2 separate regions of the Homo sapiens genome follow, and region 2 is linked to region 1. The links are chromatin loops, found by intact Hi-C in ENCODE. Cell type or tissue: natural killer cell. All regions are shown on one strand. Links, peaks and the distances in the headings refer to the core of each region. The heading gives the core; the rest is flanking DNA.

Region 1 (2,919 bases), core at 209-2,708:
ACTAATAAAATGGCTCAAATCAAGGTAACTGACAACATCTGATACTGACAAGGATTCAGAGCTATAATATATTGCTGGACTATCATACACTGCTGGTGGGAATGGACTTCCACTATGGAAGTCAGTTTTGAAGTTTCTTATAAAGTTAAATATACACGTGACATACAACCCAGGAATCTCACTCCTGAGTATTTATCTAAGAGAAATGAAGACAGACGTCCACTGAAAAACCGGTCAACAACTTTTTACAGCAGCTTTATTCATAATCATGTAAAGCTAGAAACCATCCAAATGTCCCTCAACTAGTGAATAAACAAATTGTAGTGTGTCCGTAAATGCAGTACTGTTTGGCAGTAAGAAGGAATACAGAACTCATGCATGCAACAACATGGATGAATCTCAAAAGCGTTTTTCTAGGTGAACGAAGCCAGACACAAATGGCCATACACTGTGTGATTCTGTTTATATGATATTCTAGAAAGGGCAACAATGGAAATAGAAACCAAATCAGCATTTGCCAAGGACTAGGGGTGAGGGGAGGGGATTGGCTAGAAAGGGGCACAAAGAATTTTTTTATGTGATAGAATTTTGATTGCTTTTGTAGTCACATCACTAAGTTTGTCAATATTCAGAGAACTATGTGCCTAAAAATGTTTAATTTTACTGTGTGGAAATTATACCTCAGTAAACAGCAGCAACAATAAATAAACCCTACCCTGCGATAATACCTCACACCTCACCAAAGTTCACAAATTGGTGCTGGTGGTGTTTGACTCTCAGTGGCCTTTCCTGTGTGTACGGGTGTATACCAGTTCTTCCTGCAGGGTGTGAGTGCTTGCAAGTGCAGGAGCTCCACGGGGCCTGCTCTGCTGGGTGTCATTCCTTTTCCCTCATGAATGAAGTCAGGAAACTATGAAGTAAAACCAAAACAAGGCTAAACAATTATTTTCTTTTTCTTTTCTTTCTTTCTTTCTTTTTCTTTTTCTTTTCTTTTTTTTTTTTTTTGGGATAGAGTCTTGCTCTGTCGCCCAGGCTGGAGTGCCGTGGTGTGATCTTGGCTCACTGCAACCTCTGCCTCCCAGATTCAAGCAATTCTCCTGCCTCAACCTCCCGAGTAGCTGGGATTACGGACACGCGCCACCACACCAGGCTAAATTTTTATATTTTGCGAATCACAAAGTCAGGAGTTCGAGACCAGCCTGGCCAACATGGTAAAACCCCGTCTCTACTACAAATATTTTCTAGGCCATAACTGAATGTCATTTGTTGAATAACTAACTCAGTGCAGGATGCAGTCATATAGCAGGAGAGATAGTCATCTTTTGGTGTTGGTTTGAGGCCTATTTTGTAAGACATATTCTCAGGAGCCAAATACGAAACTGCACATGTGTTTGTGGTATATGGGGTGAAAACATTTTGTTAAAACCACATTCTCAGTTCTTTGTAAAGCACATAACACCCCTTAGATGCCTGAACATACTTAGTTTAACATCACTATTTAAAAACTTATTGGCTCCTTATGGGTATTGTAATTCTGTAAATTTACTAGCAGTGGGGGAGGACCTAAAAATATTGTCCTCTATCCAGATCAAAAATACATTTTTCCACTCTAGGTATTTGCACTTAAAATGTAAATGTAAATATTCTTTGCAACAATTTTGTAGCTTGAGGTTGCACCAAGGAATTCTTTGGTAAGTGTGAATCTTTATGAACAGGCCAAGCAGGCAGCAAGTGCTTTATGCCTTTAAGGTGTTCTTGGCAGGGAAGGGGCGGGGGATGTCATGGGAGAGTTCTCCCTGCCCAATTCCTGGATGGTTGCAATTTCATAATTGGAAATTAATCTCTTAGCCTTAAGGCTTTTCTCTCAGGAGAGATGTCATATGCACCACCTCTATTAGCTATTTATATACACGTGTGTGACTAAGGTTGTCTGATTCGCTCCAATTTGCATAATTGGTTGGGGAGAAAAGCCCTTAGAAGAATGCAGGTGGGTTCTGTCTTTCAAAGGTTAGTAAATACAGGGGGCAGCTCTAGAGGAAAGTGAAAACAGAAAAAGGAAGGGGAGCAGACTCTAAGCTGGCATCCCTCATAATTTGCTCAAAGCTAGTCCTGTTCTTTGCCCATCATTAAGCAGCAGATCACTGTAGGGAAGTCCGAAGTCATAGGCAACAGAGGAACCTGGCTTATGAAGGTGCTCTGATTTGACCTTTGTAAAATTTTGAATAGCCTTTCATCTAGAAAATGCATGTAATGTATAAAATCCTTGAGAGCTTTGCTATTCTTCTAGTCACTTTCATCCTTACTCCTCCACACCTGTTGTCTGATTCCACAAAGGACTCCATCCTCCCACACCTTGCTTGGGCAATCTCCTGACCTATATACTTCTCTGCTTTCTAATGAGAACCCTATTTTGTAGGAAAATCCATTCAGTGTGAATGGATTTATGCTGATCTACTCATCTATTCTTGCTAGGACATACTACATGTTGGGGTTCTTTGGCCAGAGTTAGCTGTTCTAGTCATGGTGATGGGGCTGTTTTAAAATAACAGGCTGATTTAACCCGTTATTTTATTTTATTTTATTTTTGAGATGGAGTCTCCCTCTGTTGCCCAGGCTGGACTGCAGTAGCGAGATCTCAGCTCACTGCAACCTCTGCCTCCCAGGTTCAAGCGATTCTCCTGCCTCAGCCTCCCGAGTAGCTGGGATTTTAACCTGTTATTTTTTAAAAAAACAAAACAGGTTTATTCGTGATTTGCTTAACATAAAATGAAATGTGATTCATTTAATATAAATTTATCGATTTGAATTATACAATTCAGGGTTAACTGGCATTTTAAGGCCTCATTGGCCTGTTTCAACCAAGTGATGTAACTGAGAATGATCATCTGTGGAATCACTGAAATGTTCATTTATTCACAG
Region 2 (2,919 bases), core at 125-2,624, 160 kb before region 1:
GACTGAGCCTCTGACTTCTTGTACACATCAAGGGAGGGAAGCCCAAGGGCTTTACTTTTACTTATTGGGCTACATGGAGCCTACAGAGAAAGACTTACTAATAGGCCAGATCCATACTCAGCTTGAAATGCTGACACCAACTCCATGAAAGATGTGCTGCTGCTATTAGCACTGCACTGGTTAAAACAAAAAAAAAATCTGTGGTCCAGAGAGGTCAAGCAGCCCATCCTGGCCAACACACTGGTGAACCCGAGCCTGACACCAAAGTTTCACTCTTCCACCACATCTCTTGCCACCACTAACATGGGGCCAGCAGCTGACAACTCAAAGGGAACCAAGAATGAGAAGTTTTTGACCTAACTGACTGTCTAAATTGACAGACGCTTTGTCTTGCATGGAGGGGGCCAATAAATGCCCAAAGAGACAACACAAGTCATCAGGGATGCAGGAGCTCTCAACACTGGCAGTGGACGTCAGCTTCTGCAGACCCAGTCCTCATTCCCACCACCCTGCCATGGCACTTCAAATATGCATCATACAACTCTTGACGCTAGCTCTCCAGGGATGTGTTACCAGGAGAAGAAGCACTCACTGCCATAGCAGGGCAGGCAAATTTGTGTATTGCGTTATTGACTACAGATCAAAACCTGAAGATAGTGGGAAAGAAAAACACAGTAGCTTAATATGATGAAGGGAACTTTAAAAACCTAGTGAGCTCATGCTTAGGCAAGCGGCCCAAGGTGACCAGGCAGTCACAGTAGCTCAGGGACATAGAGGCGACACCACAAGATCTGATCCTATCTGTTCTGGAAGTCAGATGACCACACCACGAGTCACCACAACTTGTATTGCACCCTGCACCACTCAGAAACTTTTGGGCCACTCAATAAATGAAAGACTAGTCGTTTCCATCAGACAATTAGCAGAACTCTGTTTTACTTCCCCCATGCTGAATTGATGATTCTTTGACTAGACCAACCCTATACACGATTGTTCTGGAGTCCTGTGGATAGGGCTTAATAGTTCGTCAGCATCTGTTAACTGGGCAGTGATTGGATGCAAGCTTTCTATCAACAACACTTCTGACCGTGATGCCCTGAGGCTGTTAGAAGTTCTGGACATTTAATCAGCATTAGCAAGGCCACCTATGTCAGCGGTGGCAGAAGCTGCCTGCTATTGGACCTGCCTCTGATTATGACTCAGTGGCTCTCCACCAGGGCTGCACGCTGGAGCCACCTGAGAGTGGATATGAAAATATTGTTTCAGGGTCCCACCCACAGACACACTGATGTAATCGGCTTGGGGAGCAAACTGCCATCAGAAGTTTTAAAATCTCTCTCAATGGATTGAATAGGTAGTGAAGGCTGAGAACCACTGGTTTCTGTTGAAACCTCAGTTCCTGGCTGAAGAGACACTTGCGGCGAGCTTGTCTGTATCATTAGTCACTTCTGGGGTCCAGGGGTGAGACTGGGAGTGGAGGAAGCAATGCAAATGGGTGGAATGCCTTGATCTAACCTACACAGCACATCCTGTGTTTGTCTTTTCAAATTGCTTTCTGTTTTGCTTTTACTTCCTTGCTCTATTTCTTTCAATAAACCACACTCACTGCCATTACCTCTAGCCTGTTGTCCTCCTCTTAGGATCAAAGTCCAAGCTACATATTATCTCATTTACTCTCAAAATATCCCTGCAAGTGAGGAAGGAGCCAGGCCTTTGTTCCCCAAGGCAAATCAGGGACGTGCAGGTCCAGAAAGGTTCAGTCTGCCATGGGACTCATAATATTCAAGTCAGTGTGTTTACAGCAATTTTCAATTTACAAAGTGTTTTCACCTATGTTCTCCCATGGAATCCTCACAGCAAATCTACAATGACAGTATTTTCATAACCAGAATGACCACACATCCTTATTTGCTCCCAAACTATCCTGGGTTATACCTGTGGTTCCAGCCTAATTATTGATATCATTCCCTTTCACTCTCAAAAGTGTCTAGATTTGGACAATAAATTATATGGTCTCCTTATTTATAACCATGCTCTTGTTTTAAGAGGGCCAGTGAGGCTCCTGAAAGTTAAATAATTTGTTCAGGATCATTTAGCTAATTAGAGGCAGAGGCAAGACTTGAACTCAGGTACTGCATCTCCAAATCCCTGCGCCATCCACAGGTATTATGGGACATTAGAATCAGAGTTGACATGATCTAACATTTCTTATTGTAGAAACTAAAAATGTGGGGAAATAATCTCTTAAAAGTCACTGTCAGAATGTTCCCCGAAAGGGAAAGACTCGGAGTACATAGCAGAAATGGGTTAGTCTCCTTGGAAGCATTCTATGAACACATTAGAATGGATTAATAACATAAATAAATGTCACCATGATGGCACTTGAAAGCCTAACTTGGCAAAATAAGGTATCAGGCCTGACATATAGGTATTTGGAAAAGAGCAAGAAATTCAAAGTCTAAACTGCTAGATTTGAGGACTGGATCTGAATGCTATCTGCCATCTACCTTTGGGCATTTTACCTACTTTCTGTGAGCACATGTATTGTTCAACAGAACAGGAGGAATTATCATTCTTAGTTCCCTGGGCTGTTACAAGAAGAGCAAACTGCAGCTCATCAAGTGCTCTGACAGCGAGTCTCATAAGGTACCTGTGAATCCAGTTTATTTGTTTTCTTTATCTTTCACATAAGTGAATCAAGCCTTATAAAGTTGCTGATGATCAAATGAGATAAGGTATTTGAACATACTTATTATGTCCTAATATGCTGCAATCTTTCCTTCTTCTTATCATTATCATTATCAGCAGTAGTAGTAACAGATAATGACTATCAATTGACGTGGGAGACAATTACAATTACATGTCATTGTGAAACTCATTAGGTGACTGTGATTTAGAGTGGTACACCCAGTGGAAACA

The links. A loop is a pair of places that touch in the nucleus more often than their neighbours do. Peaks named below come from ENCODE experiments on the same cell type or tissue, not always from the same donor. Only the 100,000 strongest peaks of a DNase experiment are listed, where the experiment ranks them.
Region 2: a loop joins it to region 1, with 4 times the contacts of the local background. A loop is called at or near these places in 2 of 110 quality-filtered maps.

Annotation. Positions count from the first base shown.
Region 1 is chr6:46,174,295-46,177,213 of GRCh38, forward strand. No RefSeq gene overlaps it. Among named protein-coding and RNA genes, the nearest start is that of ENPP5, 4.8 kb to the left of the region's middle. In natural killer cell, for the core only: no CTCF peak of the experiment used is centred there; DNase peaks (open chromatin) are centred at 807 and 1,367; H3K27ac peaks cover 1,882 bases.
Region 2 is chr6:46,010,191-46,013,109 of GRCh38, forward strand. The region is part of intron 1 of CLIC5 (chloride intracellular channel 5); the gene reads right to left. Among named protein-coding and RNA genes, the nearest start is that of CLIC5, 4.2 kb to the right of the region's middle. RefSeq lists an enhancer at 1,305-1,354. In natural killer cell, for the core only: no CTCF peak of the experiment used is centred there; a DNase peak (open chromatin) is centred at 1,461; H3K27ac peaks cover 1,911 bases.